2 separate regions of the Homo sapiens genome follow, and region 2 is linked to region 1. The links are chromatin loops, found by intact Hi-C in ENCODE. Cell type or tissue: GM12878. All regions are shown on one strand. Each heading gives the region's core, and the rest is flanking DNA. Links, peaks and the distances in the headings are about the cores only.

The links. A loop is a pair of places that touch in the nucleus more often than their neighbours do. Peaks named below come from ENCODE experiments on the same cell type or tissue, not always from the same donor. Only the 100,000 strongest peaks of a DNase experiment are listed, where the experiment ranks them.
Region 2: a loop joins it to region 1, with 5 times the contacts of the local background. A loop is called at or near these places in 1 of 110 quality-filtered maps.

Annotation. Positions count from the first base shown.
Region 1 is chr6:135,328,203-135,333,591 of GRCh38, forward strand. The region is part of intron 24 of AHI1 (Abelson helper integration site 1); the gene reads right to left. It also overlaps the pseudogene BTRCP1. Among named protein-coding and RNA genes, the nearest start is that of MIR548A2, 92 kb to the left of the region's middle. In GM12878, for the core only: a CTCF peak has its summit at 2,503; DNase peaks (open chromatin) are centred at 2,439 and 2,989; H3K4me3 peaks cover 406 bases; H3K27ac peaks cover 2,213 bases.
Region 2 is chr6:135,380,149-135,385,537 of GRCh38, forward strand. The region is part of intron 23 of AHI1 (Abelson helper integration site 1); the gene reads right to left. Among named protein-coding and RNA genes, the nearest start is that of AHI1, 110 kb to the right of the region's middle. In GM12878, for the core only: no CTCF peak of the experiment used is centred there; DNase peaks (open chromatin) are centred at 2,143 and 2,363; H3K27ac peaks cover 1,197 bases.

The DNA.
Region 1 (5,389 bases), core at 271-5,270:
TTCTGTGTTAATTGTGGTGTGAGAACACAGTGAAAACATGGTTGGAAAGTTTTTCCCAAACATGTAGATACTGCATTTTTTTGCCAACTGAAGGTTTGTGGCAACCCTGCATTGAGCAAGTCTATCAAGGCCATTTTTTTCCAACAGCATGTGCTTACTTGTGTCTGTGTGTCATATTCTGGTAATTCTTACAACAGTTCAAATTTTTCCTTTATTATTATATCTGTTATGGTGATCTATGATAGGTGATCTTTGATGCTACCAATGTAATTCTTTTGGGGTGCCATAAACCATAGCCATAGAAGACAATAACTTAATTGATAAATGTTGTGTATGTTTTGATTGCTTCACCAACCAACCTCCACCCTCTTACCCCCTACCACCAGGTCTCTCTCCCCTTCTCCTTGGGCTTCCTATTCCCTGAGATATAATGGTATTGAAATTAGGCCAATTAATAACTCTATAATGGCCCCTAAGTGTTCAAATGAAAAGAGTTGCAAGTCCTTCATTTTAAATAAAAAACTAGAAATGATTAAGTTTAGTGAGGAAGGGATGTAGAAAGCTGATAGAAGCAAAAAACTGGCATTTTGTGCCAAACAGTCAAGTTATGAATACAAAGGAAAAGTTCTTGAAGGAAATTAAAAGTGCTACTCCAGTGAACACATGAATGATAAGAAAGCAAAACAGCCTTATTGCTGATATGGAAGTTTTAGTGGTCTGGATAGAAGATCAAACAAGCCACAACATTCTCTTAAGCCAAAATCCAATTCAGAGCAAAGCCTTAACTCTCTTCAATTCTATGAAGGCTGAGAAACGTGAGGAAGCTACAGAAGAAAAGTTGGAAGCTAGCAGAGGTTGCTTCATGAAGTGTGAAGAAAGAAGCCATCTCCGTAACATAAAAGTGCAAGGTGAAGCTGCAAGTGCTGAGGTACAAGCTGCAGCAAGTTATCCAGCTCTAGGTAAGATCACTAATGAAGGTGGCTATACTAAAGAATAGATTTTCTCAATGGAGATTTAAACAGACTTATATTGGAAGAAGATGCCGTCTATGACTTTCATAGCTAGAGAGGAGAAGTCAATGACTGGCTTAAAAGCTTCAAAGAACAGGCTGACTCTCCTGCTAGGAACTAATACAGCTGGTGACTTCAAGTTGAAGCCAGTGTTCATTTGCCATTTCAAAAATCCCAGAGCCCTTAAGAATTATGTTAAATCTACTCTGTCTCTCCTCTATAAATGGAAGAACAAATCTAGATGATAGCCCATCCATCTACAGCACAGTTTAATGAATATTTTAAGCCCTACTGCTTTGTGACCTTCTGCTCAGAAAAAAAGATTCCTTTCAAAATATTACTTCTCACTGGTCTACCAAAGAGCTCTGATGGAGATGCACAAGGAGATAAATGTTGTTTTCATGCCAGCTACAACAACAACCATTCTGCAGCCCATGGATCAAGGAGTAGTTTTGACTTTCAGGTTTTGTTATTTAAGAAATGTATTTCTTAAGTCCATAGCTGACATAGACAGTGATTCCTCTGATGAATACGAGCAAGTAAGTTGAAAACCTTCTGGAAAGGATGCACTATTCTAGATGACATTAAGAAGATTTGTGATTCATAGGAGGACATCCAATTGTCAACATTAACAGGGGTGTGGAAGGTTTATTCTGACCCTCATGGATGACTCTGAGGGTTTTAAGACTTCAGTGGAGGAAGTAACTGGAGATTTGGTGGAAACAGCAAGAAAACTAGAATTAGAAGTGGAGCCTGAACACGTGACTGAATTGCTGCAATCTCATGATAAAACGAATGGATAAAGAGTTCTTTCTTATGGATGAACAAAGAAAGTGGTTTCTTCAGATGGAATCTACTCCTCGTGAAGATGCTGTGACTCTTGCTGAAATAACAGAGGATTTAGAATATCACATAAATTTAGTTGATAAAGCAGCAGCAGGGTTTGAGAGTACTGAATCCAATTCTCAAAGTTTTACTTTGGGTAAAATGCTATCAGACAGCACTACATGCTACAGAGAAATCTTTTGTGAAAGGAAGAGTCAATCGATGTGGCAAATTTCATTTTTGTCTTATTTTAAGAAATTGCCACAGTCACCACAACCTTCAGCAACTATCAGTCTGGTCAGTCAGCTGCCATCAACACTGAGGCAAGACCTGCCTCCAGTAAAAAGATGACTTGCTGAAGGCTGAGATGATCATTGGTATTTTTTAGCAATCAAGTATTTTTTTCACTAACGTATGTACACTGATCATTTAGACATGGTGCTACTACATACTTAATAGACTACAGTAAACATAGTTTTAAACATAGTTTTCTATGTACTGAGAAACCCCCAAATTTGTGTGGCTTGTTTCACTGTGATATTCACGGTATTGCAGTGGTCTGGAACCAAACCGGCAATATCTTCAAGGTATGACTGTACAGAATTGCTACGCAATGAGGAATCAGGGTGGTTTCACATGCTACCATCTGTCCACATGCCGGCAGCCGAATCTAACCATTCAGTTAGGATTATTCCCTTAACACACTGAAGGACAAAAACAGCGTGGCTCACGGGAATCTGCTTGTATTTCAGCGTTTTTATCCAATGTGCTGTGAACTTCTCATATGAAGATCACTTACTGTCTTCTGATCATCATATTGTATGTAGTAAACTTCTTTGCTTGTGTTAATTTGGCAGTGGATTGTGAGTAAATCATAACTTCCCTATGTCCAATTAGATTTTATTATTTCAATATTTTATAATAAATTAAAGTTCTATAAAGCAGTTAGGTGGCACAGTCCTATCCAGAGGTTTGTTCTGAAGTAACAGTCTATTTTCTCCTTGTTCAGTCAGGCATCACTATAGAAATATCTTTCTTGACCATTCTTTTGATGAGTGTCTTTTATAACATACCATTTCTTGCACCCTGTGGTTTGGCATGTAGGAGAATATCTTCAGCAATATGACTCAAATCTTGAGCTGACAGAGTAATTAAGAAATCTTTCTGTGACAGAAGTTTAAAGACACGAGCTAATATGTCCATCTTGGTAATGACAGGACTAGAAAAAGAGATGTTTCACAAAATCCACGTGGTCAAATTTTGACCACTGTTCACATATTTGAAATAGAGTTCTTCTTTTTCTCAAAGCTTGAGGGGTTGCTTGGTCATAATCATGGTCTCAGTGTCACTGGATTGGCAAGTTTTGTTTTTTTGACACACTATTTTCACTCTTTTCCAGCACTGCTGGAAACACCATTTCTTGATTTAGGCAGAGTCTGCCAGGCTGTTGTAAGACATTAGGGGAATTCCTTTCTGTATTATCTTTCAAGGGATTAAATATTATTATAGTGGTCTCTGAAGAATTCTCAGTGACGCCTGGTCAATGAAACCAGTGTACTGAGGGAACACCAACCAGTAGAGTTCAGCAGCATAGCTGTTCCTTACAGTTTTATCCACAATGCAATCCAATAATTGATGTTCGTAATACCTCCAAGTCATTCGACAAGCTAAGCACTGAATAAATTCACACGCTTGAGCACTTTTTCCTTCAGCCCTACTTCAATTGGGCCCATAATCATTTGGGAACTTCTCTGTGCCAGTCTAATAAGGCAATATGGCATCTGGATCCCACCACCTTCTTTATGCTTTCTCCTTGACTAACCTGATTTCAGACTCCGGGCTTCCAGAACTGTGAATGAATAAATGTCTTAGGTTTTAAGCCACCAAGTTTGTGGTAGTTTGCTACAACAGCCCTAGGAAACTAATAGACACGATTTTTACTTTGGTGAGTGCTGGATTTTCTTCTATTTCTTTAAAGAGTGTTGGACCTTGGTCTGGCATGCCATTACTTGATATCCGTTTTCAGGTTTAGGTTTTTTTTTTTTTTTTTCAGACGGAGTCTCACTCTGTCACCCAGGCTGGAGTGCAGTGGTGCAGTCTTGGCTCACTGCAACCTCCGTCTCCCGGGTTCAAGCGATTTTCCTGCCTCAGCCTCCTGAGTAGCTGGGATTACAGGCGTGCACCACTATGCCCAGCTAATTTTTGTATTTTTAGTAGAGATGGGGTTTCACCACGTTGGTCAGGCTGGTCTCGATCTCCTGACCTCGTGATCTGCCTGCCTCGGCTTCCAAAGTGTTGGGATTACAGGCGTAAGCCACCGCTCCTGGCCCAGGTTTAGGTTTTGATAGAGCATATTCAGAGAAGACTTTACTCTAGGGATAAATTAACCCCACTATCAAGGTGTGACCTTCCTGATGATTCTACCTGATGCCCCAGGTATATTGAATATTGAATAAAAATTACAAGCCATTGGACTAAGCTCCTGAACTAGGCCCCAACAGACCAGACTAACAATCAAAATGAAGTCACTCGTGCTGAAGTTCTATGTCATCAAACCAAAACTAACTTGTTAATTCACCTTCCAAGAAATTGGGAGAGAAAGAGAGCCAACTTCCCAAACAGGCCAGTTTAAATTTCCAACCAGTATGGTAATGAAGCTCCCTCTGTTTTAATCTTGACAACAAAAAGTAACCTGAAGTTAACCAGTTATTCTTCTGTTATTCTGTTTTCCTTTTCCTGATATACAAGGAAAGGAACTTTAAAAAACCAATCTGCTCTTTATTCTTTGTTTCTCCCCCCGTTCCTTCTCTGTCTATAAAACCAACTTCTTTTGCTCAGCTCACTGGAACATATATTCTATTTTATGGAATGAAATGCTGCCCCATTCTGGCAAATAAGCCAATTAAGATCTTTAAATGTATTATAATTTTGTCTTCTGACAGAAGGTTTATCATTCTGGCTATCAGAAATGCGAATTTTTGCCATCCTGTTGTTGTGTCTTCTACTCTCTGATGGTCCTTTTCTTACGAAGTTTTGCTCCACACATGTGCAGATCAGCACTCAGCCAAAGACTTCAGGGTACTCCTTAGGATTACTGGTACAATTATTACCATTTAATATAGAGCCAAATATAAAGTAATATTTTAGTAATTATTTAAAAAGTGAAATAAAATACGCTTTAAGAAAGTCTCATTTCTCAATAATGTCAAAGATAAAAAATATTTGTAGAAAACCAAATTTAACAATAAATCCTGAATTGTACAGAAGCACATTATTAAATATTAAAATGCTTCCTTTACTAATAGTGACACTAGGACTATATTTTATTTCATAAGAGGAATAAAGAAACATATAGCCCTATTTCTAGCATCATGTGGTAGAAACATACAGTCCCTTACCATTATATCCAGGGACAACCCTAAAGATATTTATAAAAAAGAAATCAAGGTCCTATTATTTTTAACTGATCTTATCTGGATAATAATAGATTAAGAAAACAAAGATAAAGAAAGTAAATAATTGCACACAGTTTATTGCCTCTGTATCAGATAAAT
Region 2 (5,389 bases), core at 61-5,060, 52 kb after region 1:
TCAGGTGCAACTCCCTTCCCTGCTTTGTCGTTATAATGTTTTTATTTAACAGCCCTCTGCATCCATGGGTTCTGCATCCACGCATTCAACCAACCATGGATTGAAACTATTCAGAAAAGAAATGCATCTGTAATGAACACATAGACTTTTTTCTTGTCATTATTCCCTATACAATACGGGACAACTATTTATACAGCATTTACATTGTATTAGGTATTATAAGTAATCTAGAGATTATTTAAAGTATATAGGAGGATGTACACAGGCAATATCCAAATACTGTCCATTTTATATTGGGGACTTGAGCATCCAAGGACCTTGCTATCTACAAAGGGTCGTAAAACCAACTACCCAGATACTGAGGGATAACCAGACTACATTTGCTTAATGTCATTCTCCACTAGAAGGTAAGCTACACAAAGATGTGGAGTTTTACCAGTTTTGTTCACTGATACGTTCAGAGCATGTATAAAAGTGCCTGGGACACTGTAAGTATGCACTGGGTACTTACTGAATGTATAAATGCTCTTGCATTCCCAGTACCTGCATGTGTACAAATTAAACATCTTTTTAAGTAAAATAACCCCCCCCCCCCCAAAAAAAAAGTACAAAGTTAAAACAAGAAGGGATTTAATGGTGGAAAACATTTTTTGGTCCATTACATTGGTATGGTATTGAGAATGTGAGATGGTGTGAACCCATTTTTTCCAGGTCTTTCCATAAAAGAGACATTTTAAGTTCTAGGGAAAACTTTTAAATTTAAACTTTGAACATAAGCATGATGATTTAGAAAAAGATTTTCATATCCAAAGCAAAGAGAAGTTATTTTTAAAAATATGCTTATTATGTTATTTTTTCCCTGCAGTAGTTCAGTGAACATTAAGCACATTAATTTGCCTGTTATATGTGCATTTATATCTGCCTTTTACATTAGCTTTTAAAGTGTTTTACTTTCAACTCTTCATTAAATCTTCACTTCAAAATCAGACTAAAAAGACTGAGATAACATTATGCCTCATAATGTCACTACTGAAGAAGGGAAAAAAAAAGGAAAAGTGGACTCCCACAAAAAACAAGCTTCACTGATTCTAAGTTGGCCAAAACAAAACACCTGTTCATGCCCTATATTTCTCAGACAAATTTAACAGCAATGAGATGTAAAAGACTTGATTCCTTTTAAAAAAAGTGGCAAGTATACACAATAACACATATACATACAAACACCCATATAGACATTAATATGAAATACAAACACACCCACATAGACATTAATATGAAATAAACTGGAGTCCTACTAAGCATAAACTCACTTATTCTCAGAATGCCGTAAGATCCTTGGGAGGCAGATTTGAAGAAAGCATACTAAGATCATTATATGACTTGTGACACATGAGCCTTACAAAAGGCCAGCAACGAAATCCAGATTCTGAGTTCTAAGCTATCATTTAGAGAACTCCAAAATAGATGATACTGTTGTATACTGCATGGGCAAGATAAATTTCTAAACAAGGCCATAAAACTAAGTGCACTTTATAAGGATGATACATGTAATCGGACTTACTCTCCCCTCTGTGCTGCCACAGTGTTTTATACGCATGCCCTGTTGAATTTACCACCATCATATTATAACTATTTCTTTGCCTGCTGGACTCCCCAGATAGACTGGAAAGCCTCTGAGGGCTTTCATCTTCCATTTCTCGCAGTGCTTGGCAGAGTCTCTGTTACATAGTAGGCTCTCCATAAACAATGCTTGATGAAATGCTTCAATTAACTTTTGAAAATATTAAAAATGTTTTTATTTTTTAAACTGAATAACAGTTTTCATTAGAGTACTTCTATTAAAATGTGTTATTTCTGGTTCTTCTCAAAAAAAGGATGGAAACCAGTTAGAAATCATTCTTAACTTTTATTCCTTATGAATTACAGTTGAATGTTTTCTTAGAGAAAGTTGAGGAAAAAAGTAAATTGTCTGAAATAAGAACAATGTTCCACTTTTTACTTATTAACCATTTATAACACAAAAATCTCTTACATTGTTTAAAAAAAAATGACCAGTCACGCATATAGTCATTTGTCACTTTCCGTATTTCTCAGTAACTTTGCTCTCACACTGGTAGGCAAGTTGCTGACTAAGAACAACACAGTGATTCTTTACATTTTCATTCACTTTTCATTCAAGGAAAAGGCTTCTTAAAAATGTGCATTTAAAATTCTAGAAAATACAAATCAACATTATCTCTAAGTCTCTATCATTACCAGAAGGTCTGGTTCCTAAACCTAATTTCCATTGTTAGTTAACATCTTCAATAAGTGATGGATATTCATTTCCAGAAAACATTACCAGTAAATTCTATTATATCACAGACTGTTCACTATCCAGACCAAACTGACTAAACCACAAAATGCAAAAGTATGCACTTCACTTCTCTAAGGGAAACCTTAGGGCTATTCTGAGTATAGTTTTAGCAGATTATGACCTAAGGGTAAATGAGAGCTTAATTAGATAGCCTCCTTCTGAATTTCCAGAGCTTTCAGTAGACACAAACTAAAATGTTTAAAAACTAAAAATTTCTTGTCACAGATTTAATTTTTTAAAAAGTTACTCTGAGACATAAGGATTTACAAAGGAAATAAAAAAAACTGTTATTTTTGTGATACAAGTGCTATTTCATTTTTCCCCCAGAGGAGGAAACATGAAGAGCTGCTTGCTTGGTTCCAGGCGGTGCCCATCCTAAGCAAAATTAGTAAAAAAAAAAAAAAAAAAAAAAAAAAAAAAAAATATATATATATATATATATATATATATACATATAAAATAATAATAATTTTTTAAAAATTGGATCACTTACCACAGAATCACAGAATATAATGGCTGAAATGAACACTGATGTGAAATATGCGAAAACAAGTATATATGATTAATTTGGAGAAAAAGACCTTTTATTTTGTGAATTAAAATATTTTTCATTATCAGAAATGTGTCCAACATTTTGTATATATAAATATATACACTGTAATAGTGAAGAACTAAAGATGGCTTAAAATTATGATTGATTGATTCCTTCCTTCCCCCCTCCCTTTTTTTTTTTTTTTTTTTTTGAGACAGGGTCTTGCTCTGTCACCCAGGCTGGAATGTAGTGGTACAATCATGGTTCACTGCAGCCTCAACCTCCTGGGTTCAATCGATTCCCCTCTGCCTCAGCCTTCTGAGTAGGTGGGACCACAGGCATGTGCCACCACTCCTGGATAATTAAAAAAACATTTTTTTTAAAGAGACAGGGTCCCACTGTGTGGCCCAGGTTGGTCATGAACTCCTAGGCTCAAGTGAATCACCTGACGGGATTACATTGGTATGGTATAGAGAATATGAGATGGTGTGAACCCATTTTTCATACCCAAAGCAAAGTGTTGGGATTACAGGTATGAGTCATCTTGCTCAGCCAGAATGGAATACTCATTTTCTTCAAAGGCATGTATTAAGTGTATTATCAGAAAAAAAAAGTTATAGAAAAACCTATTTTAAAATCTAAGTATTTGGAAATATATTTTATAACAACATCATTTTATATGCCCAATTATCTTAAAAATTGAACTGTCCATTTCGATTTGAGATTACAAAATTATAAAATGCATTTTATGGTTGATAGTAAACTATATTAATGTAGTCATATCGTCAAACTATAAAAAAATAAAGTTATGCCTGGTCAAAATAATTTAGCTACTTTATAACCAACCCTCTCATCTCACCTGTTGCAGCCATATGGCATTGTTGTAATTCTTCCTTCAATTCTCACTTTTGAGTAAACTGATTACTGAGTTTCCTTTACCCTAGAGGCAAAGCAGTGAGTTGCAAAACATTTACTACTTTCACCACGGTATAAATTATGTTCCGATAAAGTAGCTGAAACCTTTCAAGTCTTCTACTTTATATAATAAAAACCACTTATTGAAATGTTTTCAACAGTATGCCTGAAAGTTATATTTAGAAATAATACATATGTACCACAGAAATATAGATTTTAACATAAGACATTTACTAGGTTTAGTTCTAAGAACATAGTGCTTTCCCTTTCTAAAATTTAGTGGGAAGTTAGATAAATTTAAAATAAAAACATTCAATGATTAAAGTAGTTCTGAATATAGTTATAAAGATACAATCTATTATTCCTATTGCACTGTAAGACAAACAAATTTTGGTATTTAAAACCTTTCACTTGTAGTAAACATTTTCCTGTCCTCTATTTTCAAATGACAAGTCTCTGAAATGAAATAATAACTTGCTCAAGTCACAGCATTAAGCAACAGAATATGGATCTAAATACAAATGCCTCTGACCTCCGGCTAAGTGCTACCAGAATCTCATGTATTTATTTAAATAGGAAAAATAAGACACTTCTAGAGTCCCTATTCAAGCTAATCAAAATTGCTTATTAATAACATCTTCAAAATCATGATGATGAAATGCCACCACAAAATCTTCAACATTAGGCAAGTTTTATTATTAAAAGTGTTATTTGCATTCAGTTTTTTAAATGGTAATCTATTCTTTATATTGTAACATCTGATTTGCTGGGAGTCAGATAATGAAGTGGATTTTATAAACTTGCACTGGCCCATATGGTACCTGCTGGCTAGATGTGGTTTTTAAAATGTAAATTGGACAGGCATGGTAGCTCACACCTATAATCCCAGCACTTTGGGAAGCTGAGGTGGGCGGATCACCTGAGGTCAGGAGTTCAACACCAGCCTGCCCACCATGGTGAAATCCCGCCTCTACTGAAAATAAGAAAATTAGCTGGGCATGGTGGCAGGTACTTGTAGTACCAGCTACTTGGGAGGCTGAGGCAGGAGAATCACTTGAACCTGGGGGACAGAGGTTGCAGTGATCCGAGATCGCGCCACTGCACTCCTGCCTGGGCGACAGAGCAAGACACCATCCCCCCCACCTCCCAAAAAAGTAAATTAATTAAAATGAAATAAAATTAAAAATTTAGTTCCTATGTTACACCAGCCTCTAGCTACCATGATGGATTGTGTACATCTAGAGTTCAGAAAAGAGGTATGGGTTGAAGATAAATATCTGAAAATCACTGGCATATGAGTTAAAGTCATGGGATCACTAAGGGAGTGGGCATATATAGGGAATAAAACAGGGTCAAATTGCAGTGAAACCATCTTATAAGACATGGAAGAAAAGAGGAAAAATTAGCAAAGGAGAATGAAGAGTGCCTAATGAGATAAGAGGCAAAACAAGAGAATGTGGTATCCCAGAAACCATGTATTTAGAAGTGATCCAATGTGTCAAATGCTGCTGATAGGTTAAGCAAGATAAGAACAAAGAATTGACCACTGGAATTAGCAATGAAAAGGTCACTTTTGAGCTTGAAAA